Linked DNA regions of Homo sapiens: region 1 is linked to region 2. A link is a loop called in an ENCODE intact Hi-C map of the cell type or tissue named here. Cell type or tissue: endothelial cell of umbilical vein. All regions are shown on one strand. Links, peaks and the distances in the headings refer to the core of each region. The heading gives the core; the rest is flanking DNA. Region 1 has its middle 98 kb from the start of CTB-1I21.1. Region 2 has its middle 37 kb from the start of CTB-1I21.1.

Evidence for each region. Peaks named below come from ENCODE experiments on the same cell type or tissue, not always from the same donor. Only the 100,000 strongest peaks of a DNase experiment are listed, where the experiment ranks them.
Region 1: it touches region 2 in a loop (4-fold over the local background); 5 of 110 quality-filtered maps call a loop at or near these places.

What each region holds. Positions count from the first base shown.
Region 1 is chr5:136,629,174-136,645,132 of GRCh38, reverse strand. No RefSeq gene overlaps it. Among named protein-coding and RNA genes, the nearest start is that of CTB-1I21.1, 98 kb to the left of the region's middle. In endothelial cell of umbilical vein, for the core only: no CTCF peak of the experiment used is centred there; a DNase peak (open chromatin) is centred at 9,872.
Region 2 is chr5:136,764,344-136,780,302 of GRCh38, reverse strand. No RefSeq gene overlaps it. Among named protein-coding and RNA genes, the nearest start is that of CTB-1I21.1, 37 kb to the right of the region's middle. RefSeq lists an enhancer at 10,004-10,093. In endothelial cell of umbilical vein, for the core only: a CTCF peak has its summit at 10,023 (motif pointing right); a DNase peak (open chromatin) is centred at 10,042; H3K27me3 peaks cover 653 bases.

The DNA.
Region 1 (15,959 bases), core at 5,266-13,265, 140 kb after region 2:
GAGGAAGAATAAAAGATGTCTCCAAAATGGCTTCTTAATTCTTCTGTTCAAATATACAGGCTGTCCCTGTGCATTGTGCCAGGTACTAAGACATTCAGGACTATTTTTCCTAGTGTGTAGTATTAGATCAAGTGGAAAGAAGAAACTGGGAGTTAAGCAAACAGGTTTCTTAGATCATACTTTCCCACTGTATTAGGCCATTCTTGCATTGCTATAAAGAAATACCTGAGACTGGGTAACTTATAAAGAAAAAAGGATTAATTGACTCGCGGTTCTGCAGGTTGTACAGGAAGGGTAACAGTGGCATGTGCCTCTGGGGAGGCTTCAGGAAGCTTCCGCTCATGGTGGAAGATGAAGGGGACCAGGCATCACGCACAGTGGGAGCAGCAGTAAGAGAGAGAAGGGGGAGGTGCCACACACTTTTAAACAACCAGATCTCGCAAGAGCTCACTCACTATCATGAAGATAGTACCAAGAGGATGGTACTAAACCATTCATGAGAAATCTAACCCCCTGTTCCCATTACCTTTCACCAGACCCCACCTCCAACATTGGGGATTACATTTCAACATGAGATTTGGGTGGGAACAACTTCCAAACTATATCACCCACCGAATAAGACAGTCTTTCTCCCATAACTCAGTTTCCCTACCTGTCGATTGAGGAAGTTGAGTAAGGTGGATTATTTAAAATTCTGTGCTGTGCATTTCTCTATGGCAAATGATCATGGCATCCTCACAAAGGAGTGTTCCATTGACCAGGTGCCCACTTGGCATACAGAGAGGAACATCACTGCCAAAATCACACAGCTGGCTCTTGGCTGTCACTGTATGTTGCAGGCCCGCATCTTGCTCTGAGCCATGATGCCAGGGAGCCCCTCTGCACTAATTTCCTTCTCTGTGTGCCAACAAGCCTCCCACACTTTAGAGTTTGCAGCCAATGGTTTGCAGGCCTTGGAGTGCCCAAGCTACTGACATTTCTGGCACTCCTACACTTTTTCAATTCTTTTTTCTATTCCTCACAACTGCATGCCCCCCAACCCCAAGCTTTCTGATAGGATTGATCTCATGAACAACTCATCCTATGGTGTTAACAGCTGAGTGTGACTCACAAGGAGCAGGGGAGGCAAAGTGACATGCTTTTTTGTTTTGTTTTGTTTTGACATGGAGTCTTGCTCTGTTGCCAGGCTGGAGTGCCGTAGCATGATCTCGGCTCACTGTAACCTCTGCCTCCCGGGTTCAAGCAATTCTCCTGCCTCAGCCTCCCGAGTAGCTGGGATTACAGGCAAGTGCCACCATGCCTGGCTAATTTTTTGTATTTTAGTAGAGACGGAGTTTCACCATGTTGTCCAGGATGGTCTCGAATTCCTGACCTCGTGATCCACCTGCCTTGGCCTCCCAAAGTGCTGGGATTACAGGCGTGAGCCACTGCACCCGGCCCAAAAATGGTGTTTCAAAACTCCCTTCTAAGTGCCTGCTGTTGTACTGTTGCCACCTTCCCATGTCATCCTCATAATGAGATTTGTGGCAATATCCCCACTTGATGGATGAGGAAACTGAGGCATAGAGCAGGTAAGTAAGGTTATACAGCTAGCATGGTGCCAGTCAGGATTCAAAGGCAAGCCCATATGGCTCCCAAGTTTATAAAATATTTGCAATTTAATTTCAGGAAATGCCTGCATTTTGAGCCTTCTCAATGGTAGGCTCAATGGTAGACTTTCTAACTCTCTCTCAAGGTTGAAATATGAATTATTTTGTGCACAAGGCCATCTCTTTGTGCTCCAATGTCACCTTTTGCCTTCTCTGTGCTCTATCCTGATATTTAGTGGCAGTGGATTAGCCTCATTTATTTGGGAGAGTCATACTGAGCTTTACAGCTCTTTTTACTTGCTGGTGTTGGCCAGGTATGCCCAGGACATCTCTGCCAGCTGGCATGGCAGCCTCATTGTTACTCCTGAATTCTAAAGAGGACATTTGCTCTCACCACACAGGTACGGATGCCTTGGGCTGGCCCCAGGAAAATGCTGCCAAGGCTCCATGCTGTGCTGCCCGCTGCATAACTCACCTGAATTCATTGCTCCTTGAAGAGAATGTTTTTTCATCCCTCTGCAAAAAGTCAGGGTGAAAACCACTTTGTTAACAGAGAGATATGAAGAAATGTACTAAGAAAATTTCAAAGAGAGAGAAGGAATCAATAACACTGAAGAAAAATAGGATGAATGCGACACCTGGAAACACATTTTTCACCAGCAGTATTGTCATTCTAGTCTAAAGAATAACCAAATGAAAGATTCCTACCTGAGGCTGCCAAAAACACCTAATTACAGAGAAATATTAGCTGATTTCAAGTCCCTGAAATGTGTTTGGTAGAACACTAATTTTTAAAAGATGATTAAAAGATCTTCTGCTGGGAAATATAGTCTATAGTCAAAACAATTGAAAAATATCTAGGTTACACAAAATTAACTGGCTTTGTCATTTCCTTGCTGAAGATTTCTCATGTCTTTAATATGTTAATGAACATTATGAATTTCTAACAGGGAACTGTAGTATGCAGGATTTTCCAGACTTCACAAACTTCCTGACCTTCACAAAGTAGGTCCTACCCATTCTCTATCACCAAACCATGTTCATTTTCTCCTTGGACTGTACTACAATGTACTAAAATGTGGAATGTTAGATTTATTTATTGGTTTACTGGTGTGTAGATCTTCCCCAGTGGATACTGTGACCTCCAGGAGGCTAGGTCCAGGTCAGTCTTACTCACTAGAGTGTCCCCAGCATCTAGTGCTGAGTCTAACACACAGAAGCTATTGCAGAAACATCTGTTTTATCACTGTGGGTTTTCTTTTTCTTTTTCTTTTTCTTTTTTGTAAAGCAATTGGCAAAGTGTCTGGCACAAAATAAGTGCTCAGTAAATGTTAAACATATGCACCATTACTATCCCCTTTTACAGATAAGGAAACCAAGGCTCAGAGAATTCAAGTAACTTGCTCAAGATCACACAGGCAGTAAGTGATGATGACTGGATTTGAATCCAGACATTCTGGTCCTAGAGCCCACACTATTGAATTAAATTAATGTATCAGGTCTCTGCTCAATCCCAAGAGGGAGGCAGAAGTGAATAATTACAGTAAGTCCTGGCTCAGAGGGCAGCCAGCATCTTTTGGATTAAGATGGATGGTTTGGCGCGTTCTCAGAGAGCTGAGAAAGTTCATGTTCATTGAGAGCTTACTGTGTGGCAGATACTCTTATACACGTGTGAACCCATTTAATCCTTAGGCTCTTCAGGAATTGGGTAATCCCATTTCCTCCTGTAGTGAACCAAACTGAAGCTCAGAGAAGCTAAGGGACCTGTCCAGGGTCACTGGGCCAGGAAGCACCCAAACAGAGATTGTCTGATTCTAGAGCACCTGGCCTGGGTGGAACCACTCAAGCAGATGGCTGGACTGGGGTGTGGAAGAGCAGAGGCCCAGAGGGAGTTCTTGGAGCAAGGGCTGTCACTCTAGATTCCTTCTTCTTCTGTTGCCAGGCTCCTGTTCCAAAGAGCTATGTGGCATCAACCCTTCAGCCCTAATGCTACCCAGGAGCTGATCAAGAGACAGAGAAGCCCCACTCCTTGCCCTCACTTTGTTACCTAGCTCACCTAGCCTTCTGATCTGGTTAATTAAGTGGACTCTGGGGCCTGAGTGCATACGCATTTTCACCACCTACTAACTCTATGGCCATAAGCTATCTCACCCCTTTGAGCCTCACATATAAGAATAGGGCCAACTTCACTAGGACGCTGTAAGGATTCATCAAAATGATGCCTAAGAAGTACTTTAGCTCATTGTTTGGCACATTTCAGATATCTATGAAGTAGCTGTCATTCATGAAGTAATGAATCATCCCTCATCACCCAGGCTGGTGGTGCTGAGGGGACTGTGGATGCTTTCTAGTTCTTATCCTCGGTGGGTCACAAGGATATATGGGTAAGCACAGCACTCAGCATATAGAAGGTGCTCCATAAATATTGAGTTTACTTGGCTTCTTCTCCAGAATCAGCAAAAACAGAAAGCTAGGAAGAGGTGAATGTGCTGTGGCATGCCCAGAGCAGCTAGGGGCAGCGGCACAATGGGATGGCCATCTCTCCCTCCCTCTCTGGGTACATCTCAAGGGATATGGTGGGCCTGCAGGGCAGCTTTCAGAGCCTTTCTGAGGAAAGCTTCTTTGTCTCCAGGACATGCATGTTTACCTGGCTCTTTCAAGGGGATGCCCAGGTTGAAGGCTTCTCAGGCAGCAGGTCAGCATTCGTTTTACCACCTTTGTGGGCTGTCTCCAATTATGCTATGAAGCAACCTTCTGCCAAATAATAAATTCAAGATCCCATTTTTTCATGCAAATGCCACACCTGGGGCCAGAGGGATCTTGTCTGCTTGTCCTGAGATGAATTAGTAAGTGGTCCATGGATCCAGCTCTTTCTGTGTGCCTGGCTGCCTGCTAGCCCCTCCCAGGTCTCACATCAGTGAACCCTCACCCTTTCTGTGAGGCAGATGACAGCATCTCCAATTTTCAGGCGTGGAAGATGAAGCCAAGAGAGATTAGGTAATTTGTGCAGTTGTGTTATTCCTAAGGGGTGGAGCCCTTTGGCACCAAATTTTGTCTCTTATCAATATGCACCTCTACTTCCCACCACAAATTCTATTTCTCCCTACAGGTGGAATATCCGGCTGGCTCTTAGGAGACCCAGGTTGTAGGCCTGACACAGCCTCTAATTTGGGTAACCCCAGCAAGCTATTTAATTTCCTTCAGCCTGGGTTTCACTGTCAAGAAAGTAATAATGATGAGAACAATAATAATCATTTATTGTGTCATTACCGGGCATACTATGGAATTACCTGTGGCATCCTACTGAATCTTCACACCCATGCTTTGAGGCAGTCAATAATTTCTCTTGTTTCTCAGAAAGAGAAGGAGGTCCGTAGTGAGGAAGTGATTGGTCAGTTTCACAGCCAATCAGTGGCTAGGCCAGGATCCAGCGTGGAGTGGGATCCTAAGCAATGCATATCCAGCCTTCTGTCCCCAGAGGGGGAGAGGGTTGCACTATAATCTCTGAGGCGCCTTCTAGATCAATTTCTGGGATTCTAAGAAGGTACTAAGACAATGCCAAGGTGGCAGAGACTCAGGTCCACAGGACGGTTCAGTCATTCCAGGGCCATCCCATGTATCACTCTATCCTATCGATTCTCAGGCCCTGAGCTTTTGCTATCTCTTGGTCCCTGCTTGCCTTACCCTGTTCTTTCTCTACATTCTGTGAGCTCCCTTCCTTCAAGCCTCAAATCAAGTTTCACTTCCTCTGACCACTTCAGAGACACTTGGGCCTGTCTCTGCTCTTCGCACTTATTTGACACACATTTTGGATAACTTTGATTGCTACTTGACTTTAAGCTTCTAGTCTTGGATGTGACAGGTGCATAGTGAGCCATAGGATGATGACTTCACATGCATATTTCATATATGTTCATGCAGCCTGTGTGCTCCTACAGGTCCCCAGTGCATACATGGGGTGGTAACATACATTTTAACATTATGATTTCAAACCAATTTTAATGCATTATTTCCAAACTCAGTTTCTTTTATTTTTTTTACATTAAAAAGATTTAGATTCAGGGAGTACCTGTGCAGGTTTGTTACATAAGCATATTGCATGATGCTGTAAACTGTTTCTTTTTGTAGTTTTTTACCATCTTCCATGCCCTTTTCTACTACCTTTGAGGCAATTGAGGTCCAGGATGCTTCCACAAAACCAGGGCAGCAAATGCCATTAGCAGAAGCAGAACAACAAAGCGGTGTCAACTGAGATTCTCCATTCCAGGTTCTCAAACCCACCACAAGCGTCCTTAGTAAGGCTTTAGCTGGCCACAGCTAATAAATATGTCCTTCTCATTCCCTCTTTACTAGTAAGTCCTTTCATCCTCTTCCAAATAAGCCACACAGAGGCAGAGACAAGGAGAGGACCATAAAGGCCTGAATGAAGGAGGATGAAGTCCGCTGCTACGTTAGCTCTGTCCCCAAGAGAGAACTAGGGACATTTGCTCATCTGGACAGTTGTTACTGAGAAATATCATGTGGCTTCAGAGCTGCCATGATGCCACTAAGGAGCCAAGTAATGCACCTAGTGTAGAATCACATCTGTTTGCCTAATGTTAACCAGAAATACCCACTTCTCACCTAGCCTCCTGCCCTGTGATGAGACAGTAGCAGAGCATTGCAGACATCTAACAGATGGTGGAATCCAAGTACAGGGACCTTGTTAAAGGGTCTTTAGAAAAGGTGGGGAATGGTCAGAAGCGTCTGTCACCCACTGGAGGCCAAGGCTGTGCAGGGAGGGTGCAGTGTGTACAGTGTAGGATTTCCCCCATAAAAACCTTCTGACAAACCAATTACAGACACACCAGGCATATTGAAGAGGACTCTTGATGTTAATAATTTATTAGTATGAAGCTACTTCCTCAAAAGTAGCCCGTTGTTCAGGTCGCTAAGTCAATACCCGGCATCAAAACCTTTTTCTGAAATGTCAGGCCAGGAGGGACCTGATGGAGAAACTGAGAGCCACTTGCAGGTAGAATTACTATGTATTCATGTCTCTGCATACCCTTTTTAAGCTTTAGTGTTTGTTTATTTAAAGACAGAAAAGAGGCACACACTGGTGGTTAAACCCTGGCTGAGTTGTGGCTGTATGTCCCTAGGAAGGTAACCTGGGCTTTCTAAGCCTCTGCTTTTTCATCTGTAGACTGGAGATGGTAATAGTAACTGTTTTGTAAGGTTGTTACCAAGGTCCAGTGTGATCTTGTATATGGTACTGGTAGCCCCATCTGGTGTCCAATAGGTGGTAGCTGTTATACATGGACATACCAAGATTACTGACTGTCAGAGAGGGCTGTTCATTGCTGTCACTTCTCCCCAACTCTTCAAAGGAAGACATCACTGCAAGCCCCAAATCTCCTTTCGGCTTCTTACAGAGAAAGTAAGAAAGCCTTTTCTGGAAAAATGCTCCATGGAGAAGAATGAAGTCACTTTGTTGGTGGTGAAAAGACCATTTGAGAAACCCTGATCATGAGCTGAATCTCCAAGCTGTTCCTAAAGGAGCTAAACTTTGCCTGTTGCAGGTGGGTAGAGGAGACAGAAAGTGGGCGAAGAGCTTCCCAGCACGTGGAAACCTTCCGATCTGGCTCACCTCACCATCTTCATGATTCCCCTGGAGCACACACTGGTTCTGTGTCTGGCTGAGAGGGGCAAGGGAGCTGACCCTGCTCTCCGAATGAAGAAGGTGCTTTCTTTTTCTCTTTGAAAGAATCTTCAAGGACAATTTTAAGGTCTCTAAGATGGGGAAGTTTCCTTCTATTTTTGAGTGATGGACACTTTCTTCCTGGTGTTGTTGTTGGTTTTGGCTGTGGTCTCTTTAGTCTATTTGCCTCAATGACTAAAATTTTAGAAGAGGAAATATTTGGAAAAATATTCTCTACTCAAAAAATGGCAGAAAGGATTTAGATGACGCATTTTTAACTGAAGTAATTATTGAAAGCTGAATGAAATAATTACTCTTATAATAATAATGATGAACCCACATACTGTTCCTGAAGGTTGATGCTGGCCCATAGGTCCAATCTATGTGTATTGCCGTAATAAGCAGAGTGTATCTGCCTGCTATGTTTATCAAGCATGAGGTAAGAAGTAGTTGCAAACAAGACTAGAATAAAAGCAGAAAGGGAAATAAAATTTGGTGAATGCTCATATGTGCTGACAAGGCCAGAGGTTTTCATGTTAATACCCACCTCCAACAATCCCAAAAAATAGATGTCATTATTATCCTAACTATACAAATGAGGAGAATGAGGCATTCCCAAAATTATGTAGTTTGCAGTAGAGTCTGGATTTTTCTCACCTGAGAGTCCATGGTTTTGACCACTGTTCTATCTCTAGACCCCAAGAGAATTCAGTGGAAGAAATTCTGCATTTCCAATTAAACACTAGCAAGAATGCAAGGCCTTACTATGTTGATTTTTCCCAACTTTTCCCAACTGTTTCCCAATCTTTTCCCAACTGTTGTCCAACTTTAACATTTTGGAAGTTGTTTACAAGTATTATGTTCTGTTGATGTAGGGGAAAAAAATGAACTGAGAAATAATGGTGATAAAACTATGCAATTTATTATTATTTATAGCTCATTTGTCTGGACGGTTACATAAAAACTGAGCAAAGGGACCAGGCACAGTGGCTCACACCTGTAATCTCAGCACTTTGGGAGGCCGAGGGGGGCAGATCACTTGAGGTCAGGAGTTCTAGACCAGCCTGCCCAACATGGTGAAACCCCCTCTTTATTAAAAATACAAAAATTAACTGGGTGTGGTGGGGCACACCTATAATCCCAGCTACTTGGGAGGCTGAGGCAGGAGAATCGTTTGAACCTGAGAGGTAGAGGTTGCAGTGAACAGAGATTGTGCCACTGCACTCCAGCCTGGACGACTGGGCAATAGAGTGAGACTCAGTAAAAAAAAAAAAAAAGGGAAGGAAGGAAGGAAGAAACAGAGCAACAGAAAAAATGTGTGGTGGAGAAGACTTCGAAGCTTGGAGGATCTGAGTTCCAATCCCTACTAGCTTACTAATCAGCTGTCACCTTAGAGTAAATTACTTAATTTTTCTGCCCTTCAATTTGCTGATCTGTTAATTAAGAAAAATGGTAACTTCCTCCTTTGAGGAAGAACACTTTTGTTCTTGTGAGAAATAAATCCTTTAAAAATTGTGAAACACTTAGGACCAACTAGATATAGCACGGAGCAGACTCTAAGAATTTGAAGCTGTGTTCAACATTTTGATCACTTATTCAGAAATCTTTATTCTATCCTATGAACTGAGCTTCTGCAGGATGCTAGGTTTATTTTTAAGCAGATCAGCTGTTCAAAGACAGCTGCAGTAACCATGACCAGTCAACTGGCAAATAATAAAAAGTAGGAGTATTTCCACTAAAGGAAAAATTTCTCAGAAGTGCCCTACTGGGAGATATTAACAACTACTACCTACATTTGCAAAAGTGAATACCTTTCCTCCATGGATGGTTATATTTGGTATTCTTCATATATTTATGTAAACACAGGTATTTCAAATTTCCCATCCCTTTATATTCATTGGATTTTCAAGAGAAAAATAATCCATGTGAGATATTACAAAAAGAACACTTTGGAAAGAGATCTGCAGCTGTATGGAAGAATTCCTTCTCTCTCCTCTTTTGGTCCAAAAGTCATGATGAACTCCGTGACTCTCAGTAAAGTATTGCCAGACTGGTTTCCAATCATGTGCCTTATTCTTCCCAACCTGTGAGCTCCTGTTCAGAGTTGCTTAATTAACTTGGACCCAAGTTACTGTTTTTTTTTACTTGCCAGTTCAACTTGATGGAATGTTCAAAGTAAAATTTCAAAAAGCAGAAAAGGGAAGCTGCTGTTTTCCCCAGTGTCCAGGGTTTTTATTTACCTTTTTCTCCTTTGTAGGGGAAAACTCAAGAACTTCTCCTGCCTGGATCTCTATAACCAACTCCCCAATCCCACTGTGAAGGGACATTTCATTTTGCTAACTAATTAATAATACTCCTTTTGAAGGAGAACAATCCCCAAAAGTCTCTGCCCAAAGCCCTTTGATCACTTGTTCTTAATGAAATAAAGCAATTCAATAACTATAAGACAGAAATGTTAACATTTAAGACCTTAACTGAGGTTCTTTCATGGGAGAATAAGCATCTAATGAGTTTTCATGTTTTCCTTTCCTATGCTTGTAACACTTTATGTATTTGCTGTTTGTCTGGGGAGGAAGTGTTTGGGAGGCTAGGGACGAGGAGTTAGCCAAAAGGAAATATGGCTGGCTGGCTTAATTATTTTTCTTTGTTTAGAATAATATCCTTTAGAATGAAGAACGGCAGTGCATTGCCCTGTATAAATTACTTTACATTAGCTTCCTACCCAGTGGGAAAGGAGGAAGAGAGAGCACTAGCTTACCTAACTCTGCCTAGGGGAACAGCATCACAGGACTGTGGTTAATGCAATTTATTAAATGCATTTTTAGTTTCTTGGCAAAGAAAATCAACCTTTGAATAAAAGACATAATTGTTTTTATACTCCTAATATGAACCTTTATGTATCTCTTTATTATGGGGTAGCTCAGAGAGTGCAAATGTTCTATTCCTTTGGGGAGATTAATTCAGCATTCATGCTTTGAAATCTTAAAACATACCAGGTTCTGGATCTAACATTCATTGATGACTTCATAACTGTTCTCAGCTCTAGCTGAGAGTAACCTGTGGAAATGTAGAAATACACTAATTTATCTTGTCCCCCTCCATCCTGAATACCCACAGAGTTTCAGATTCACAGGGTCCGGAGGGTTCAGCTGTCTGTAGTTTAAGAAGTACCCCAGGTGGTTCTGATGATCCTTCATGTTTGAGAACTAAGAATTCGTAAGAATGGTTCTTACACTTTAGTGTGCATCAGAATCTTCTGGGCTCACATAGCTGAACCCCATCCCCAGTGCTTCTGATTCAGTAGGTCTGGGACAGAGTTTGAGAGTTTGCTTTTCTACAAAGTTCCCAGATGATGTTCCCAGAGGATACTGCTGATCCTGAAACCACACTTTAAGGATCAGTGATCTAAAATAGAGGTCAGCAAACTATGGTCTGCGAACCAAATCCAGCTTGCTTCCTATTTTTGTAAATAAAATGTTATTAGATCACAGCCACATTCATTCATTTACATATTCTTCATGGCTGCCATTGCCCTATAATGGCATAGGTGAGTAATTGCAAAAGAGACTGTATAACCCATAAAGCCTAAAAATATTTACTATTTGCAGAAAAAATTTGCCAGCTACTGGACCAAGAGATGGTAGTCCAATCTTGGGCTTTTAACTGGGGATAGTGTTGTCAGATAAAATATAGAGCACACAGTTAAATTTAAATATCAGATAAACAAAGAATATTTTTAAAATTAAAAGTATATCCCCAATATTGCACGGAACATAGGTATACTAAACAAATTATTCAATAAATCTCATTTCATTGGCCTGAACTAAGTCACCGGGCATAACCAGATGTAAAGTAACATTCAGTGAGGGTGTTTCCAGGCAGGGTAGCACTGTGACTCAATAGAATTTTGTGAAGAAAGTTGGGAATGGTATTTGAGACTAAGTGCAAGCTTCATCCACACACCCTTGGGAATAGGACCAACTCTGGAGGCAGGTACCCATCCCCCTGCAAGACAAGATGGGAAGGAGTCTTCAAGCAGCTGTGGCCTGGAGAGCAGAGTGAGACAGGGAATAGCAAGTGCCCCCAAAAGACTCTGGTTATCGCTGGTAAGATTAATCCTTCTGCTCCAGACATGTGCTTCTTTTTCCTCAGAGAGGTATCAGTAACTGAGCACCAGAGACTTGACTAGTTCCTGCTTCTGATATTCCTAGGTCATTCTAGCATGGACCCACTAGAGCTGGGTGATCTATTGCAGCTACTAGGCATGAGGCTTGCACTGAACAGATTTGCCCATGTAGTATTTTGAGTTGCTTTTTAGAGGTTCCATCTGACACTTAAAATTTGCCTTTCTGCTGAAAGAACTCCTGCCATACTAAACTTTTCTCACTCTTACACATTCAACGTTTCAGTAAAATAAACAGTCATGGCTATTAGTGTTATTTCATGATACACTGACCATTATGGTGTCTGAGAAAGATATAAAAATTGTGTTGTATGCAAATGTTGATCTAAGGGATCATATGGCTTAATGATCATATAGTTAAGGGATCATATGGCATATGCTTTGGAGTGATACGGAATCTAAATTTGAATCTGCAAATTTGAATCCAGGCTGGATTGCTCTTATACTGCTCTTTTTAGCTTCTTACTTGCTTATGACCTTAGGCAAAGGCAAGTTATTTAAGCTTCTTGAGACTCAACTTATTCCATTGAACAGTGAGGGCAAAAATAGACCCTATCTCATAGGGTTGTGATGAGGATTAGGGAGACGAAGCATGTAAAGTGTTCAACACACAGCCTGCTCATGGTGAGTGTTCAGTACGTGCGAGTCTGTTGTTATTATTTACTAGCATTAGTTATTATGAATGTAAACAATTAACTATGTGACCAACCACCTATTAGATCTCAAACACATTTTATTTTCCTCCCTCCAGAACTGTAACATTTGGAAAAATTTTTATCAAATTTCAACCCTTCATATATGGATAACTGATTTTCAACAAATGTGCAAAGGCAACATACTGAAGAAAAATGATCTGACAATAAATGGTGCTGGAACAATTGGACATACACATGCAAAAAAAAAAAAGACCCAAACACTTATCAATACTTTACACCAATAAAAAAATTAACTCAAAATTGATCATAGATCCTGATTGTAAAACCTAAAACTATAAAACTTCCAGAATGACGTATAGGATAAAACCTTGTGACCATGGGTTAGGTAAAGATTTTTTTTAGTAGGGCACCAAAAGCAGAATAAAACAACAAAATGATAAATTCCATTTTATCAAAAATTTAAAACTTCAACTGTTTGGCAGACCATCATAAGGAAATGAACAAAAAGGCCACAGATAGGAAGGAAATATCTGCAAATCACACATCTGATAAAGGACTTATATCCAGATTATAGAAATAACTCAGAACTAAATAATAAGAAAACAGCAACCCAATTTTTAAAATGGACAATCTATTTCAACAGTCACTTCACCAAAGTAGATATTTGGACAGAAAATATGTGCATGAAAAGATATCCAACATCCTTACTCATTAAAGAGATGCAAATTCACACTAAAATGAAATATCACTACACATCTATTAGAATGGCTTAAATTTTTTAAAAGTTGGTCATATCAATCCCATGTATTAGTGATGATTTTCTTCATTGCTTGTGGGGATAACAATGATACAATCTCTTTGGAAAAGAGTCTGGCAGTTCCTTAACAAAATTAAATATATATGTACCATATGATGCAGCCATTTCACTCCTATTTACCCCAAGAGAAATAAAAGATAGATATGTTCATACACAGACTTGTATTTGAATGTTCATAGCAGCTTTATTTTTCATTGACAAAAACTGAAAACAGCTCGAATGTCTGTTATCCAGTGAATAAATAAACAAATTGTGGTATGCAGGAGAACACAACTCAGCAATAAGAAGGAATGAACTGTTGATTTATGCAACAACCTGGGGGAAAATAAAAATAATTATGCTAAATGAAAGAAGTCTGACAAAAGAGAGTATATACTGTTTGAGTCTATTTATGTGAAATTCTAGAAAATGCAAACTATTCCACAATGACAGAAAGCTGATTGGTGATTACCTGGGGATTGGGAGCAGGGAGAGATGAAAGGGAGAATTTCCAAAAGGCATAAGGAAACTTTTGGGGGTGACAGATTTTATTATCTTGTTTGTGCTGTTGATTTAACAGGTATAAACGTATGACAAAATATATAAAATATTCATTTAAGTATGTGCAGTTTATTGCATGTTTTTGCATGTACCTTCAATAATGCTAGGTAAAAACAAGTTCAACACTTCACCTTCTGATTTCATCCTCTCTCCACTATCCCCATGCTCTGATCTGAGAATTAAGGCTAGAGCTGATGCTGACTCACTGTGGCAACAACCGCACTTATCTGGACTCTTTGTTGCTGTGAGTTTAATCTCTCCTATTGGATTATAAGGTCCTGGAAGGCAAATCCTGTACTTAGATGCCCCTGGGGCTGAGCCTGCTCTAAGAACAGTGCCCTGCTGTGGCTTCCTGTGCCCTGGTCTGCCCACCTTACTGGCAATTCCAATCTCTAAGTATGTCCTGAGTTGAGACTGCACAGCAGAAACCACCCTGGCAACTAGCCCCACCTTGGCCACTGACTCCTATCCCTGCCAGTAATGCCTGTGTGTTGCCCAGGGTCCCCAAATCTCAATCCTAGGCTGAGCCAACCTCAGGCCATGTCACTGAAGGACTCACATGCCTTTTGCCAGTGCGCGTATGTGTCTCCCTGGGCAAGGCTTTTCCATCGTGTGCCAGAGTGGCTTTAGGAGCAACCCTAATCTAATTTGTCTGGGAGCAAGGCCTGAAGGTTAGAAATTGAAGCTGGTGTCATTGAATCAACATCATTCCCGCTTGGTTACCTGCCCTTATGGGCTGGTATGATCTGATGAGAGCAGACCCGGGATAAGCAGAAAGATGTCTCCGTTCGATCCCTGCCCCCAGGGGAGCAGCCTGCAGGCCAGGCAGACTTGTAGGTCCTCTCTTTCCAGCAGCAACTGAGTCTGGGAATTCTGAGAGGAAAAGGCATCACTACATGGGAGCTATCTTGCGGAAATGCTGATAAATCGCCCCCTACCTCCAAATGGATCTCAGTGTACAGTTTCGTCATGATTTTCAAAAACTAAATAAGCCAGTATAAAATGAAATGGTCTATGCAAAGTAAGTTCTCACAAATGTGATATGTTCCATGTGTTGGATGGAGTTATTAGTCAGCGCTAATGTTTAATTAACACAAAAATGCCCAATCCAAACAGCCACCACTTTCCTGTTCCACAGCTTGATCATGCATAAATTGACTGAAGCTCTGTGAATTTCACCTAATTCATATAATGAACTTCATCATGTGAGGAAGATCCAGGTGGGCCCTGATGGCACAGTCCTTCATTGATGGGCTGGCTCAGGAAGCCCCAGCATTACAGGTCAGCATACACTTGTCCTCAGTGATTAAGGCCCCTTAAAAATTGGAAAGAGATCATAAGACCTACTAAAACCTGAGCCATGCTGAGATTCTGTTTCCCCTCCCTTACTCTTCCTTCTGTGGGCTGCTAAGCCTGCTCCACTACAGTGCCCCAGGGCTCACTGGAGCGCTGGAGCAGACCCCAGAACTCTTAATGTGGGCCACGGCAGACTCCCGCCCCCTCCTAAGACAGCATTCATCAGGCAGAAACAATAAAAATATCCCCTATGTGCTCTGTACTGTGGTAGATACTTTGAGTGTGTTGCCTTTTTAAACCTCACAACAACCCTGTAAGTTAGCAGTTATTATTCCCATTTCACAGCCAAGCAAGTTAAGGGTTAAAGAAACTACTAATGTTTCTCGAATTTTAATGTGCATCTGAATCACTCGGAGGTCTTACTAAATGCAGGTCCTGGTCTGATCCTAGATTCGCATTTCTCATCTGTTTCTAGGTGAATAGCAAGAAGCGGCATGATTTCCCATTTCATCAGCCATAAAGGGCAGAGCTGGGGTTGAACCTGGTTAGTTGAACTTCAAGGCCTGAGCTCATCCACTTGCCAGGTATCCTGTGAGGTGAGGGCTGGGGGTGGGGGGCAACTGTGTGTGATGAATCAGGACGTGATGCTGCCTTGGAGGATTCCCAGACTGGCCAGGGAGGCAGACACTTTTACTGAGTAATGAAATGTGCTAAGTGCTGCATAAATCGTGTGACAAATTCCTGTGGGTGCCAAGGGATGGGGAAGAGGGAAGGGATTCATCCAGCCTGGGAGGGAGGGGGTCAAGGGAGGCCTCAGAGAGCTTAACCTTCAACGAAGGGTAGAATTCAGCCCTCAGGGAAGAAGAGAAATGGCTTCACAAGACATTTTGGTCTGAAAGGGCAGCCAGGGCAAAGGCCCAAAGCTGAGACAGTGAGTGCTGCGTTCCGGAACGGTGAGAAGTCTAGCGGGACCGAAGTGTGTCCTCGGCTCCCACCTGCACAGCGCTCTGCTTTTGTTAACAATTTCTGCTGTCCTCCAGCCATGAGTCCCTCACACCACACCATGTGCCCTGAGTAAGTAGGTCAGGAGGGAGGGGCTGGGGAGCCAGGCACTGCAGGGCTAGGGATTTGCTTGTCTTCTTTCTGCCTGGCTCTGGCACCTGCTCTAGCCCATCCCTTCTCCTCCTCCCTGGCCAAC
Region 2 (15,959 bases), core at 5,267-13,266:
GAATGTGCATGGGTTATATGTAGCATCCCCAGATTTTGGTATTTGCTCATGAAGGTTCTAAGAACCAATACCTCATGGATACGAAAGGAGGCCTGTAATATTTGAAATTGTGACTATCCTGCAAAATTCTTGTCGTGAGATTGTTATAGCTAGGAACTTTTTGTATTTGATCAAAACCCCTTCTGATTCAACTAATGTACCAACCGAGTCAGATTGGAAATAAGCAAACTTTCATATTGTGCACCAGATATTTGTTTGTGTCGAGGTGATGGGGAGAGGGCACAGAATAAAAACATCCTTTGCTGATATCAGGATGACCTGATGTGCTGCATTGTGCTGTCAGCCATCACCCTGGTGGTTACAGAGCTGAGGCTGGGGACCTCAGTGCAAGTATGAAACAAGAAATCAGAAAACAGAGGAAGTCCTGAGAGTTTGGAACAATGAGTAGTTCTTTTTCTCTCTGTTGAAAGAACAGGGAGTGCAGGAACAGACTTCAAATACAACTGACACGATTTTGATTTCAAAACAAGGGAAACAGTCCCTGATCCTGAGGCATGAATTGCCAGTCAAAGGCTTGTATCATTAATCAACAGGATGCAACTTTGGGGAGGGCCCTGAGACTTTCCAAGCCCAGACTACTCAGTTTGTAGATCGGTTTATATGGAGCCCAGAGAGGGGTGGTCTCGCATAAAGTCTCACAGCAAACCTATGACAAGGCCATTCCTATTGCAAGTCTTGGTCTAAGATGATAATTCCTTAGAATGAAAGTTTAGGTTTAAGGAATAAGTAATTTGGGGCCCTCAATTGGTATCCAGATTGTTGTTGGTGTTGTTCCCAGAATGTGTTAAAATGGTACAGTCAAACCTAGGATAGTACAATTCTGGTTGACTATGATTTTGAGACCTGGGAAATCATCATACTCCTAGAACATATTGTCAGACAAGGGTCTTTGCTTAGTAGGTCAGCTTCTTTTCTTGTGTATTCGAATTCTTCCAACACCCCAGAAAATTTGGTGGTCATTGAGAGCAGCTGTTAGGCTTCTATGTGACCAAGTCCTAACCCTTTGCTTTGTTAAGGGGCTAAATACTATCTTACCCAGCCTGATATTCCCACTTTTTTGTCTTACTAAAGAGAAACTGCTTTTTGCTCTCTCCTATTAGTGAAAATAAGCTTTTCAATTCGTTGAGATTACTCAGGGAAATAGAAGGGAATTGATAGAGCTCATATTCATTATGAATCGGATAATGAGGAAGCTACTTTGAGCATATGGCTTTATTTGATCTCCCAAAACACCCTCATTAGGGAGAGATGATTATTCCCATTTAACAGGTGCATAAAATGAGTCTCAGAAATGAAAGGGACTAGTTAAGTGTTCAAAGAAGCTATAAGCCACAAAGTCAAAATTCAAAACCAGGTGTGTTTGATTCTAAAATGCATTTTTCTCCAGATAGAAGGAAAATCTTGATTGTGGAAGTCAGGTACTGAATTATAATACACCCAAAGCAGGGCAAGAGAATCAGAAAAGAAAGTGCTCCCAGATAAAGAGAGGATCTCTCCAGGTTGGCTTAAGGCTGTGCCCAGGCTCTGTGATATAAATGTATGTAGATGGGGTTTGCTTGTAAAGTGGAGGCATGCCGATTTACTAATGTTGGATTCTAATGTTGCATGACGTTTTGTGCTTTATGGAGCACTTTTATGTATATTATCTCATTTGTTTTCTCACTGCAATCCCATAAAACAGGAAGAAATAGTGTTGATAACGGTGGCTATGTTTGATAGATTTTTATAGAATTTAATATCGTTTGATAATTTCTCGGAACAAAGGAAACACCAAGCCTGTTGTACAGTCTCTCTTTGTTTAAGATGGGAAAATTTGGGCTCATAAGAATCTATTTCACCACTGTGATGGGAGAAGGCATTTGACAAATCAAGGGATCTTTGGATCTCAGCCTAAGAGAAGAAAAATAAGGTTGAACAATGCCTAGGGGACTCAATTTTTCCATGTGTGGGGTGACACTGTGTAATATAAAATGGGAGCCCTTGCATGTATCAATCTCATTCATTTGCCCATTCATTCATCTACAAATGGACATTAAGCATCTACTAGTTGTCTGGCATTGTGCTAAGCTTACAAATAAAATGGTGAGCAAAAATGGATATTGTCCCTACCCTCATGAATCTGGGACTTTACATTTTTGCCAATATGATCGGTATGCCCTGATCCTTAATTGTGATTTTAATTTTAATTTCCCAGGTTATTAATGAAGTTGAGCACCTTGTTGTCATATTGGCAGCCATTAAAATGTCTCATGTGAAGGGATGAAACCAATAGATTTGTGTTTCCATAAGGTCTGTCTGGCTCTGGTATAGAGAGTGGACTGCGAGGATCCTGTCAGGAGGCTGGTTCAGCAATCCAGTCCAAGGCAGATGACAGCCCAGGTTGGAGGCAGACATAAGGGCACCAAACTAAGAAATTTAGGAGTTGTAGTTGACAGCAGTGTTTCCAAACTTCTGAGGGTCTTTAGAATTTGGAAACTGGAAATTGGAATCCTGGGGATTTTCAGGAATTTCCAAAATCATACCTTTTAAAAAAAAAACTTTGAACATTTCTCATATTTCTTAATTATTATTATGGATAGCAGAAAAAGTTGTTTCAATAAATAAGAAGTAAAAGGAAGGTTTAGAGACTTTATGAAGAATTGTAGCCTACAGATTTAAACACTGGAAAATGCTGGCACATTTTTGGATGGTACTGCGATAATGTAGTATTCAGATCTCCCAGGGAGATAAATGATACTTCACAGAATCGCATGTCAAAATTGCCCATTTTAGGATGTAATTTATTTGCAAAACTTACTATTTCTTGAAGCACCACTCATAAGATTTGTATAAAGCATACTATATTTATAAGCTTATTAATATTCATTTTACTTGAAAGAATGACTCACTATTAGCAGCAGAGAAGGCCAAGGACACACACTCATAAACATGTCCATAGCTACAAAGGAAACATTAATTAGATTATGACTGTCTTTGGGCTAATGTCTGGTTCCTAGAAATGTCCACCTTAACCTTTGATTTTTCTTGCCAAATTTTCCTGTTCTTGTTTGAACTTCAAGCCAGGAGTGTCTTTGTGTTACTCGTTAAGTTTTAACTCTCAAAGGAGATTTATATTATTTGTTTTTCATTTTCCTGATTTCTTGACTGATTTTTCTCAAAATTGAGGTGTTCAGAAAGATGTAAGTTTTCCAAGAAATACTGGAAAGGAATTTCAGCATGGAAACACAGTGCTCCTGGTAGATTGGCATGGTGAAACAGTCTGGCTGAAAGGGGGCAGATGAATCTTGTGCCTGCTTTTATGTGTTCTCTCCAAATCGATTAGTTTCCCTGAGATTGGTCATCATGGGAAAGCTGAGGCAGGTCAACTAACACACAAAATAGACATTTGAACATCAACAACTAACACACCACTCCATTATCCACAATGAAAATGAAATTTCCAAACGGAGCTCTCTTACTCCTCTTTTAAAAAGTAATACACCCATTCAGCCTGGACAATGTTATTACTTTGCATGAGAACCAAGAGATCCACCAACAAAAGAGGCCCAGCAGAGGAACAACTGAGAAGAAAGGCAGACAGCTACAAGCACACAAGAGGCACTGCTTTCTCTCCTAAATTACTTCTTTTTAATGTACAAATTGTGAGGTTTTTCTTATTACTGGGGGAAAAATGTTAATTTGTAAAACAATTGGGACTTTTTTCCACAATAAAAGCAAGAAGAAGAAATTGGAATCATCCATAATTCCAACTCGCAAAGATAACCACTGTTTATATAGAAAAGGAATTCTATGTATGAGTACACACAGACATGTAAAACTGGTCCTGTTTTGTTTCCTGTTTTTTTCTACTAAGTATGTTGTAAAAATGTTTCTGTGCTGAATCAGAGACTGCTATTTGTGCTCACTTGCTCTTTAGTAACAGAATCCATCAAAATGTTTTATGATTGTCCACAATTCTTTTAAAAACCCTACTTCCCAGCCTCCTTTCCATCTAGATGTGGCCATGTGACCAAGTTCTAGCCAGTGGAAGGGATGGGAGTACTGCACTGAAGGAAAGGGATATGCCCTCCGTTGCCCACTCTTGCTACTTTCAGCTAAAGGGAATGAAGACAAAGTGTGTACTGTCTTGGATCATGCTCTACAAGATAATAGGATAGAAGAAGACTGATAACAAGATACATAGACTGACAACAAAATAGAATGATAATGAGACAGAAGGCTGATATGACAAAATAGACTGTTAACAAGATAGAAGACAGAGGAACAAAATATAAAAAGACTGGGGCCCTGAGTGACTTCATGGAGCAGAGCTACTGCAAGCCCTGGACTGACCATCTCCAAACTGTGAATAAGGAAGAAACTCCCATTTTCTTTGCTTCATTATAAATTGAGTCTTCTTAATAGTAGCTAAATCTATATCCTAATACATGTCTCCATATATCCCTCTACAATACAGTTTGAATGACTGCGTATTTTTCATTATATTGATGTTCAATATCAAAATTTACTGAATTCAACTAAGTATAAATTGTTGGCCATTTCTGTTGCTTTTAAACTTTTCTTCATAATCAATTCCACTGCAATGAATATCCTCGTACATTAAAACAAGTAATATACCCATTGGAAGAGCAGAGAGCAGGCTGAAACACAAGTCTTTCTAAAATCTAGGCCTCTTCTCATGGGATCAGATACTCTGGACTTGGTATGGGGACAAGATGGGTCAACTAGAGATTTGAACATGATTCCTGGAGGTTGATTCTCTTTTAGGCACCTTACCAAATTATTCCTTGATTCAAATCCTGGAAAAAAACATTTTTTTACACAGTCATTATCTACTCCTGAAGATTAGGTGATTGATAACTTGTAAACCATGGCTGTGTCATAATGAAATATGCATGGTTTAAAACATAGAATACAGACAAAAACATTAATATAGGTATAAGACAAATTGAGATTAAAAAATAAAAAATAATCTGATTATCTCAAGTATCGATAAACAAAGTCCAAAGTCATCAAATAATCTCAATCCTTTCCCTTTGTTTTTGAATCCAAGCAGTGTTCACCCAGATGCATGAGAGAGTCTGAGCAGAGATGAAAGTAGAGATTAGATTCTTCTATCTACTGGTTTATGATAATGACCCCTGTTAGAACTTCTAATAGCATAGTCTTCTCCAGATGCTTTCTCAGAATTGTGACATGTATACTCATCTAGGAATGTGTAGCTATTGGTAGTGTTGAAGTTTATATGTGAACTTCACATATAAATTGGCACAGTCCCCCTTTTTTGAAGCATTTGTTATAGCTTTCTCCACAGGGAATATTTTTCAGGCTGTGTAGGAATAAGAAAATTGGGAGGAAAATGAACGCTATAGAGAGTCAGAGCTCTTAAAAATCTTAAGAATCTTAAAAATCTTAGAAATCTTAAGAATCTTAAAAATCCACAGCTATTTATATATCTTGAAATAAATGGCCTTCCTTTGATTGGAAGAGGCACTTCTAAAAGAACTTTTTTTAAAAAAAAATTGAACAACAGCATGATGGTAAAGTGGGAGAAAAAATGATCTAAGACCTGTCTGTCTGGTATAAGTTTCTCTTAGGACAAAAATCAGAATGACCATATTATCACACAACCTGAAGGAAAAAAACAAGTTATTTGAAGAGGTAGGTGGCAGATCTTCCACAAAATGTTTTGTGAGGCAAAGGATAAAATCAAGGAACTGATTGACAATGGGAGAAGAAACCTTTGGCTTGCTAACGTTTTTTTAAGAATTGAGTTTACTTTGCAAAGGCATTTGTGGCTAATGAAATTGGATAGGATGTTATTGTGTTCTTAGAAGACATTTTATGCGGAGAGGACTGGGATACACTTTCACAATTTTATTCTGTTGTTTTTTAAAGTATCAATTAATTGCTCGACTTTGGTTCATGCCCATTGTGAGGTAATCAGTGCAAGATAAGGATATAAGGATGCAGAGTGTCAGGAATGGGCAGTGAGGTGGATTTGTGGCCAGATCTTAACTGACCACGTGGATGATGGCATAAAGCAGATTATCAAAATCTGCCAAAAAATCCAGGAAATTCAACATTAAGTCAGAGTATTCTAGAGCAGTGTCTCTCAGCCTGACCATTGACCCATTGAAATATTTTTTAAAAACTTTAAACTTTGATGCCTGGTTCTTACCAATTCTTACTTAATTAGTCTGAGGAGTGACCTGACATTAAGATGTTAAATGTTCCCCAGATAACTCTGATGTTCAGACTATGTTGAGAACCACGGATCTAAAAGGCTGGCCAGGGCAATGAATTAGTGGTATCTTTTTGTCTCTTCACTATCTCTTGCAAGCCTAGGGAATCTAGAATGCACTTTCCTTTTGGACACTAGTTAAGCCAGACAGGGAAGACTACTGAGTAAGGTGATGTCTCTCCTCTCTGCACCCGAACCCTTCGTGCAGGGTTTAAAACTGTGTCTTTGTTCTTGTTCACACCAGTGTTTCCCCTTCATCTGGGCAATCAAACCCTATGCTTAGCATCAGAGCAGCTGGTGGTGCAACCCCGGATTTATAGAATCTGTTCTTTCTTTTCCTTTGCATTCTTTGTTTTGTTTTGTTTTGTTTGTGCTTTGTATTTACCTGGTTTTTAAATTTTTGTGAATTTTACACCAACATAAAACAAATGGAACTGTCACTTTTGCTTCCTAAACTACATAGCTGGTTTCATATAAGGGCATGTTTTACTTTTTTAATTTTTACGTTCATCAAATATTAAAACATGTTTTAAAAAATTATTTATTATTTTCTTTTGAATATTGCCCTGGGACTCACCAGCGGCTCATAATTGCTCTGCTTATATTTGACATTCTTCGTCAAAGGACGCTGGCGGCCCTAGAACTATAATATCTGATTGCTGCAGAGCAATGAATTTTCAACAAAGGCTTTTAGAGCTTCTACAAATTACCTGCTTCTTTTTAAATGCTCTATTAATGATCCAAAGATCTAAAGATCCAAAGTGTGGCATCATTAGAAAGTGCATTTTCCAGCTGGACAACTCATCGTACATACAGTATATCTGCATTTGGACTGTCTGTCCATGTTAGGAGTCTAGGGTCAGCCTGACCTGAAGCAGAGCAGAGATGCAGCCACACAGGCAAACATGAGAACCATGCTTTTACTATGAATTTAAATCTCTTGCCACGAACTGCAACTGGACCTTGTCTAGGACTCCCCTGACAGGGGCAGCACGTCCCGGGACACGAGGGGGTAGGGTCTTCTGAGCTCCTCTATTCACCACCTCCTGGCTACTGTCTTTCCCTCCTCCCTTTTCTCCTCCAGTTGCCATCTTCTATGGTTGGGCTATGTGTGGAGTAGAGGTGGGAGGGGACTGTGTGCCCTTGGAGCAGCAGACAAGGCAAGTGTGTCTGCTTCTTGATCTTGAAATGCTAAAATCAAACCTCCAGGGATGCACATTTCAGATGCTTGTGGTTCGGGCAAAATAGAGAGTAGGATTGGGCTGCACAGCTGGGCTCATGGCTGGTGGCTCAGACTCCAGCACTTGTGGGCTGTCAGAGTCCCTAGAGCCTCCCACAGTGGTGCTGTCCTTGTGTGATGGATTAGCCCCCTGGGGCCTCTTTCAAGGCTTAACAGTGCAGTGCCCACCTCTGTGCCCTGCTCCACAAGAGCCAGACATGAGGGAGAGGATCTGGCTCAGAGCTGGTTACTGCTAAAGCTAAGATGCATCAGCATCACCAGCCCAGTTCACCCCCAAATGCAAGATGATACACATCCCTGTTGCCATTGAACTTGGGTTGATTTTGAGTAAATTATTGATTAGCCATCCAACTTCTAGAATAATCATTTTCAAAGCTTCCGAGTCATCTGGTAACTTGTTAAAAATACAGATTTTCAGGCCATACCCCAGACCTTTTAAATCAGAAATTCTTGAAGGTGAGGCCTTTGATAGAATACTTCAGGGGAGTATTATATCAAACAGTGATTATGGGCAGAGGGGAGGGAATCAGCCTCACTGGATTACAAACCCTTGGGCAAGTTACCTAAGCTTCCAGAGCCTCCATTTTCTCATCTGTCAAATGGAAGCATGAGAATTGTGGCCTCGCTGGGTGGTTATGGTGCTCATTTGGAATGGAGCAGTGAAGTCCTTAGCACCTAAATCCCAATAAACATGAGCCCTTGTTCTGATCCTTTGTGGAATCTGCCTTTGTGCTTCTCTTGCGCTTCTGTTACTTTTTATCCTATAATCTATACTCAGGTAGTGAGAATCATTGCCATCCCACCTTGGGATGTGTGTCTTGCCTTCCTACATCATTCCTGTTGCTGGGAGCTGTTTCTTCCACCCAGACAATCCCTCTAGTTGGAGAGAGGTTGTCCCCCACACATTTTCATCGCTAAGGAAAAGGGTTCTCAGGAGAAATGGCAGGGAAGTCCTTTAACAAAACATGTCTGTATCACCCCTTCACCCATTCTGGCTCCCCAGACCATGGCTTTAGATTTAGGGGCACTCATGCAATCTCAAGGATATTTGTTCCTAGCTGTGCCCCATCCCAGAACCTGAGCATGGAGATATTCAAGGGCAGCAGTGACAAAACTAACAAATCAACCACATCTGCTAATGAGGGGCGGGAACTGTGCCTGGTGGTCGGGGTCCTTGGAGTGTGTGTGCTTCTGACTTCCTGTGACAAGGCATGGGTAGGGCACTTAGGTGAGAATGAACTTGGGCTGGGAGACAGCAGGACAGTTTTTGTGGGAAAACTCTCAGTCTCCACACTTTAATGGAAGGAGGTGACACAAAACAGTATCACTGTGGAGTCGTGAAAGGGTCTAGGTTACCAAACACACTGGTGTTTGAATTTTAAATCTTAGCCTAGCCACCTACTAGATAATGAGTCATGGGGCATATTATTTCTTGGAGATTTTATTTTCTCTTCCATAAAATAGAAATAATACCTCCAGCTTCCTGGGGTTAATATGATGATTAAATTAAATAAAGCATATGAAAGCACGTCTACAGATTATACCCCCACACTAATGTAAACTGTGATTTTTGGGAAGAACACAGATGTGGAATCACAGATGGGCTTGAAGTTCTGCTTGGCTTCTTCCTACCTATGTGACCTTATGCTTAACCTCTTTGAGCCCTGGCCTTTCCATTTGTGAAAAAGGGAACAGGCCTCCCACAGGAGCCCGCGTGGTGCTTAAATAAGATAGCAGGTGATTCGACACCTGCATGGATCAGATATACGGCAGGGGCTTAGTGAGTGCCAGAGCCTCCTCTTCTCCACAGATAGACGGGATCCTTCAAAGGGCTGGGGTGGGCCCGCTGGCTCCCTAGGTGGCTCCGCTGTGCTTGTTACTTCTGGAGCCTGTTGTGTCCACTCAACCCCATGCTTGGGTGTCAGATTCATCTTTTTTGAGAGCTTTGGTATTTAAAGGAAAAAGCCCCTTTCAAGGTGCTCCATAACTTGGGAGGAGTTGGCTGGGGTCTCTCTTGCTCTCTTCATTGGAAGAGAAGCGACTTCTCTTCTGGGATCTTGGCTCCAGCCATGCATACTGCTTCATTTCCTTCCTCTCTGACTCCTTGCAGGTCTTTCCTCATCCAGTCTTTACCCATGTCATCCCTCCTTCCTGGAGTCCTTCCCCAACCTCTCCACATACCACAATGTACTCCATGCTTAAAGGCATGCTATGGCTTCAGTCTTTTTGAGCCTTTCCTTCTCTGCTGCGACTTTATCTCTCCCTGAAAGCATATATTATCTTATTTGATTTCAGTGTTCCATTGAGGGTGTGCCCTCATCTCCTGAGGAGATTATACTTTTTTTAGGACAGGCACTGTGTCCCTTGCAGGTCTAGTGAGGGTGCCAGGTGAATAGTAGGAAAGCAGTGTCTATTTACCATGTTGAAGGAAAACGAAATATGTCAGCTCAGCGAGCAGTGAGCCTAGACAGCCACTTGGGGGCGATGAAGGACCAGACTGTGAGTGGGCTGGAGCATCTGAATGAGGAGCCCAGGCCAGAGACTTAGGGAGCAGGGGCTGTTGCATCACAGTCAGAGAAAGGTTCTCCGAGGAGGGTCAGAGGGCCGAAAACCCAGCAGAGGAAATGGCCCAGAGCCAGGCCCCCTCAAACGTCCCACGCTTGTTAATATGCCTCCAGTCATCCCAGAAGGGCCCGGGGCTGCCTCTGGAGTGCCCAGAAATCTGAGAGCCGAGGAGTTCTTCCAAGGGAGCATGTCCCCTCTGTACCAGACACAGTGCTGATGTAGGGGGTTCCTGACCTTCAGGGCAGCCGGATTAACCCTGGCACAGACCAGGATCATGGTTGGAGGATGGGGGGAGATCATACTTTCTGTGGCCTCAAGAAGCCAAGAAAAATACCCCAGAGCGGAGAAATCCACAGATCCCACCACACTGTGCTCTGAAAGCTGCTGCTAACAAGCCTTAGCTTCTTAGCAGCCAGTGCCAATCAATTTGGGGAAATTTGCCAGATGGGCTTTATCCTGGCTGGTGCTCCCAGCCTAGCTCTGCTGCCCCACCATGGGCCCCCGCTCCTTGCTCTGAGCTGACAAGAACTACCTCCTTCCCTTGGTGATGTGCGATTGTCACCCTCCTTGGTCTCACCCACACAGCCTCAGGGACACCTCCCAGGTTCAGGCAGGAGTAGCTCTAGGGTGCATAGGGGTTTCATTATTTTTCAGCAGCCATATTTCCTTTAGGCCTTGGCCTTCGTGGGACTTGTGGGAGGGTTTACCTCTGCCCTGTGTTCAAGGTGAAGGTTGTTGAGGTCATGGTTTGTTGGAGGGAAGCTTTGGCCGCAGTTGCAGAGGTAAAGCAGTGGTTGGTGGGGTGAGAACATGTGGTGCGCTGGCCTGGGTGGCCCAGTGGGATTTCTTTCCCCTGGTGTCTGGATGAACGTCCTGGGGAAGCACCCTTTGCATGACAGCTGCAGTTAATTCTGATTTATGGCCTCTGAGCCTCCCACCACCACCTGGAGAAGGAGCTGTCAAAATGGCTTTGTGGCAGACGTTGCTGGTATTTTTATACTGGTGCTCCCTGCCCTGGTCCTGGTGTGGCCTGTGCACCCTCTGTCTGCTAGCTCTGTGGAGAGAAGGCCAGCTCATCCTGGCCCTGCCTGGCTTGGCCCACTTAACCCAGGTCTGGCTGGCTATGCCCTCTCCCTCCTGCCCAGCTCATCTTCCCTTGACTGGCCTTGCTGACGCCCTCCCTGACAGATCCTATCCCTGCCCCTGCCCTGTCCCTTGGCTGCTAGGTGTTCCTTTGGTCCTCTCTGCACTTGCTCTTTCTCACCTGTGACTAATCTTTAGTGACATATCCTTCTCATTCTGGCCGTGAGCCCCTGGAGTATAAAACCGTGGTTGCTAGTCTCTGTTAAATCAATTTAATAAATGTTAACTGAGCATCCTCCATGTGCCAGGCGCTAGCTAGGTGCCAGCAATGCTCATGGAGCTAGACTAGCAGAGAAACACACAACACAAAGGTCACGGGTAGTGACAAATGCTACAAAAAAGCAAACAGTGCATGCGATTGAGATCTACTTTCAACACATCAGAGGTAAGTGGCAGTCATATTGAAACCTGAAAAAAGAAGGTGCCCAAGGGTGAGAGTCCTGTCTGTCTCTCAGACGGCTGCACCCCACTGCCCATGTAGACAGGAAGAGCATCTAGCTGAGGGTACAGCAAGTGCAAAGGCCAGGAGGTAAAACTAGCTTACATTTCTAGAAACTGATGAATGAGCAGTGTGAATTCAGTGGTTGATAGGAGATGAAATACTGCCAAATTTCACATGTCCAAGCTGAACTCATTTCCCCACAAAACCTGTCCCTCCTCTTATCTTTCCCATCTCCATTCTTCCACTGCTCAGGGGCCAAACTTCGCAGCTATCCTTGACCCTCTCTCTCACTCTGTAGCCGCTCTCTCAGCAAGTCCAGTCAGCTTCATTGTGCATGATGGCCATCCTAGTTCAACTCCACCTGGAGTGAGCAGGAGTCTCGTACCTGATTTCTACCCCTAAGCAGCCAGAAGGAACCTTTGAAAATGTAAGTTAGATGACAGCACTGTGCTGCTCAAATTCTTCTGTAGCTCACATCTCATTCAGAGCATAACCCGCAAGTGCATACGGTGACCCACAAGGCCCGGCATGCACTCTGCCTCTCCTATCCACTCTGCTCCAGCAGCAGCCTTGATTTCTTCATACATGCAAAGCACACACCCTACCTCAGGGCCTTTGCACCTACTCTTCTCTCAGCTGGAGGACTCCCTGTTGCATCCCCTTATACACACTTATCCACATGGCTTTTTATGTCTCTGCTTGAATATCAACTTATTATGGAGGCTTCTTACCAACCTGTCTACTCCTCCTCAATGTCTCCATCACCCACCCTGTGCACTTTCTTTGTTTTTTCTTTCTTTTTTTTTTTTTTTGAGATGGAGTCTTTCTCTGTCACCGGGCTGGAGTGCAGTGGCATGATCTCGGCGCACTGCAACCTCCAACTCCCAGGTGCAAGCAATTTTCCTGCCTCAGCCTCCCCAGTAGCAACCTCTGCCTCCAAGGTTCAAGCGATTCTCCTGCCTCAGCCTCCCAAGCAGCTGGAACTACAGGTGCGCACCATGACATCCAGCTAATTTTTGTATTTTTAGTAGAGATGGGGTTTCACCATGTTGGCCAGGATGGTTTCCATCTCCTGACCTCGTGATCCGCCTGCCTTGGCCTTCCAAAGCCCTGGGATTACAGGCATGAGCCACCGCGCCCGGCCAGCACTTTCTATTTTTCTCCCTGACATTTATCACCCTTTGATGCATTAGTTGTTTGTTTGTTGTCTGTTCCCCTTAGGATGGAAGCTCATTGGATGTAGGGACTTCATTCTGTTCATTGCTGTATCTCCAACACCTGCCTGGCATGTGGCAGATCCCCCAAAATATTTTGGAGGTCAGAAACATACACAGGGGTGGAACATGGAGAATGTAATAGACAGTATTAAGCACTGTAGGTTTTATTCTAAAAGCAGTAAGAAGCCATTGGGAAGTTTGTTTTTATTTTTGTTTTTTTGAGACAGAGTCTTGCTCTGTCACCAAGGCTGAGTGCAATGGTGCAATCTCGGCCAACTGCAACCTCCACCTCCTGGGCTCAAGCGATCCTCCCACCTTAGCCTCCTGAGTAGCTGGGACTACAGGCATGTGCCATCAAACCTGGCTAATTTTTGTATTTTTTATAGAGACAGGGTTTTGACATGTTGCCCAGGCTGGCCTTGAACACCTAGGCTCAAGCAATACACCTGCCTTGGCCTCCCAAAGTGCTGAGATTACAAATGTGAGCCATCATGCCTGGCCCCACTGGGAAGTTTTAAGCAGTAGAGAATGTGATCTGCTTTGCATTTTGAGTTTACTGTGGATATATTATGGAGAATGACTGGAAGCAGGGGTCCAGAGATGGAACTCAGGGAATGTGCTGGTGGCTTGCATCAGGATGGTCAGTGGATGTGAAGAGAAGAATGTGAGCAAAGTAATTGGCAGATGAGCTGGAAAGAAGCTGGTGCCCAGGGTCACAGACTCCTCATATGGCCCCAGGCCTCTGTGACTCACCGTCAGCCAGGCTGGGCACTGAGGAGGGCCTGCTGTGCTGGCGCTCAGGCAGATGCAGGGAGTTTAGACTCTGAATTCTTCTGCAGATGGGAGTCTGAACTGAACCATCCACACTTCTCCCTTCATGCCCAACGATGAACATCTTAAGAGCAAGGCTCTGTCTGTTTGCAACACTCTTCATTCCACTCCTCACACATACACACTGCTGAAGACATTCAACACTGCTGGAGGTTGGAGTCTCTGACAGTAAATGCAGAGACAAACTGGAATGCAAGTTGTCTATTAGGTCATGCCTGTAATCCCAGCACTTTGGGAGGCCAAGGCGGGTGGATCACCTGAGGTCGGGTGTTCAAGACCAGCCTGACCAACATGGAGAAACCCCATTTCTACTAAAAACACAAAATTAGCTGGATGTGGTGGCGGATGTCTATAATCCCAGTTCCTCAGGAGGCTGAGGCAGGAGAATCACTTGAACCCGGGAGGTGGAGGTTGCGGTGATCTGAGATCATGCCATTGCACTCCAGCCTGGGCAACAAGAGCGAAACTCCCTCTCAAACAAACAAACAAACAAACAAAAAACAAGATGTCTATTAGGAATGAACACCTGTGGAAGGAAGGGGAGGAAGCAGGAGGATGGGTCAGAGGGAAAAATCAAAATACAATGTATACCTGACAAAGCCTTGGCCCACTTGATAAGGAGCATGGGAGCAAAGATCACCCATCAGTGTTGGGCTGAGCTGAAATGGCTGGCCCTATACCACTGAATACAGGCTGCCCAGGAAGGTGAGACCCAGGCTCTTGGCAGCTGAGGCAGATCCAAGAGGAGCTGACAGCTGGAGGTGCCTGCTGTATTCCCCCAGCAGCTGGGGAGCAAGTCCTTCCTTGAAGGGGATTTGGGTGGCTTGTCTCTGAGTGTACTATGGACGATATACAATTGCTGAGGGCTACTTGAGTGAAGCCCACTGTTCCTCCCCCTATGATATAAACTGGTCCCCAAGAAGAGTTAGCAACAGCTTGGGCTCTTTCTAGGCCTCTGAGCCAACTGGCCTGAATTGAGCACATGAACTAGACGCTAGTCTTGTATCAAAGAATCTCTTCAGACTCCAAAGAATACTTACAGATGAGATTCATTGAGAGGGCAATTCAGAGTCATTTCAGCCTCTGTTATGTTGTGGAAAGATATAGGCCTTGTGATCCCAGACAGTCTAGTGTTCCAATATGGTTCTGCCAAACACTAGCTCATGAGCCCAGGCAAGTTGACAAGCTGTCTGGAGGTATTTTCCCTCTTCTGTAGAATGTGTGTAATGATATTCAGAAGATAGGGCTGTCTCACTAATCTTGTCTTCTCATTGGCCTGCAGGTTTTGTTGAATGAATGAGTACCATTTGTTGTCAGATACTTGCACCCTTGTCTCACGCAGGTCACAGCAGTCATAAGTTCCTGGAGGGCAGGGGCTTCTATTCACACTCACAGAGATGTGAACAGGAGCCACCCCTATTTTAGCACTTCTCAGTGCATGAGATTTCTTTGTCTAATTGCCACTTCTCCAGCCTGTGTGCATTGCCATTTTCATGACTGAAAATGTAGGGCCTGGTCCAGAGCCTGGCCCAGAGTTGGCCCCCAAAACACATTAGTTGGAATGGTTGACACTAGCCGTAACATCCTGGGGATTCAACATCAACCCAACAGTCAACTCATGACATCCTTTGAGAACAAGTCCCAATTTTACCCTGACCTCAGCCCATCTTTCTGGAATCTCATTTTCATGGCAGGCTATACGCTGCCCCAGCTGGATTATAAAGTTGATCAAGAGTGGAGCATTTGCCATAGCTCACTGGTTCAGAGGCATTTTAATGTCACCCTGGTAAGCCTGTCTAAATTTCTTCCTGTCAGCTCTCTTTCACTTAGAAATATTTTTTTTTCTCTAGGTTGTGAGATAAAAGATTGCATATCCACAGAGGAAAACATAGCCTTTGATAGGACTCCAAATAATTTATGTTTGGCCAATTCAGCAAATTGCCCCTTGGTTGTTCAAAGCACAGTCCTTCACTTTGCTCCATAAAGTCTTGTGTAGTAGGATAAGCACCTGCTATGGACCTAGAAAGACCTGAATTCAAGTCCTGTGAGGTCTTGAACAAGTCTGCCCAACTTCTGAGAGCTTTGATTCCCATATCTGTGATGCTTATCTTGCAGGTTGGTTGAGAGTTTAGAAAAGTAATTGCCTGATACACTACACCTGCTCGACAGCATGCACTTATCATTTCCTTTTGCCAAGGGAAGGAGATAGAGGGTAGG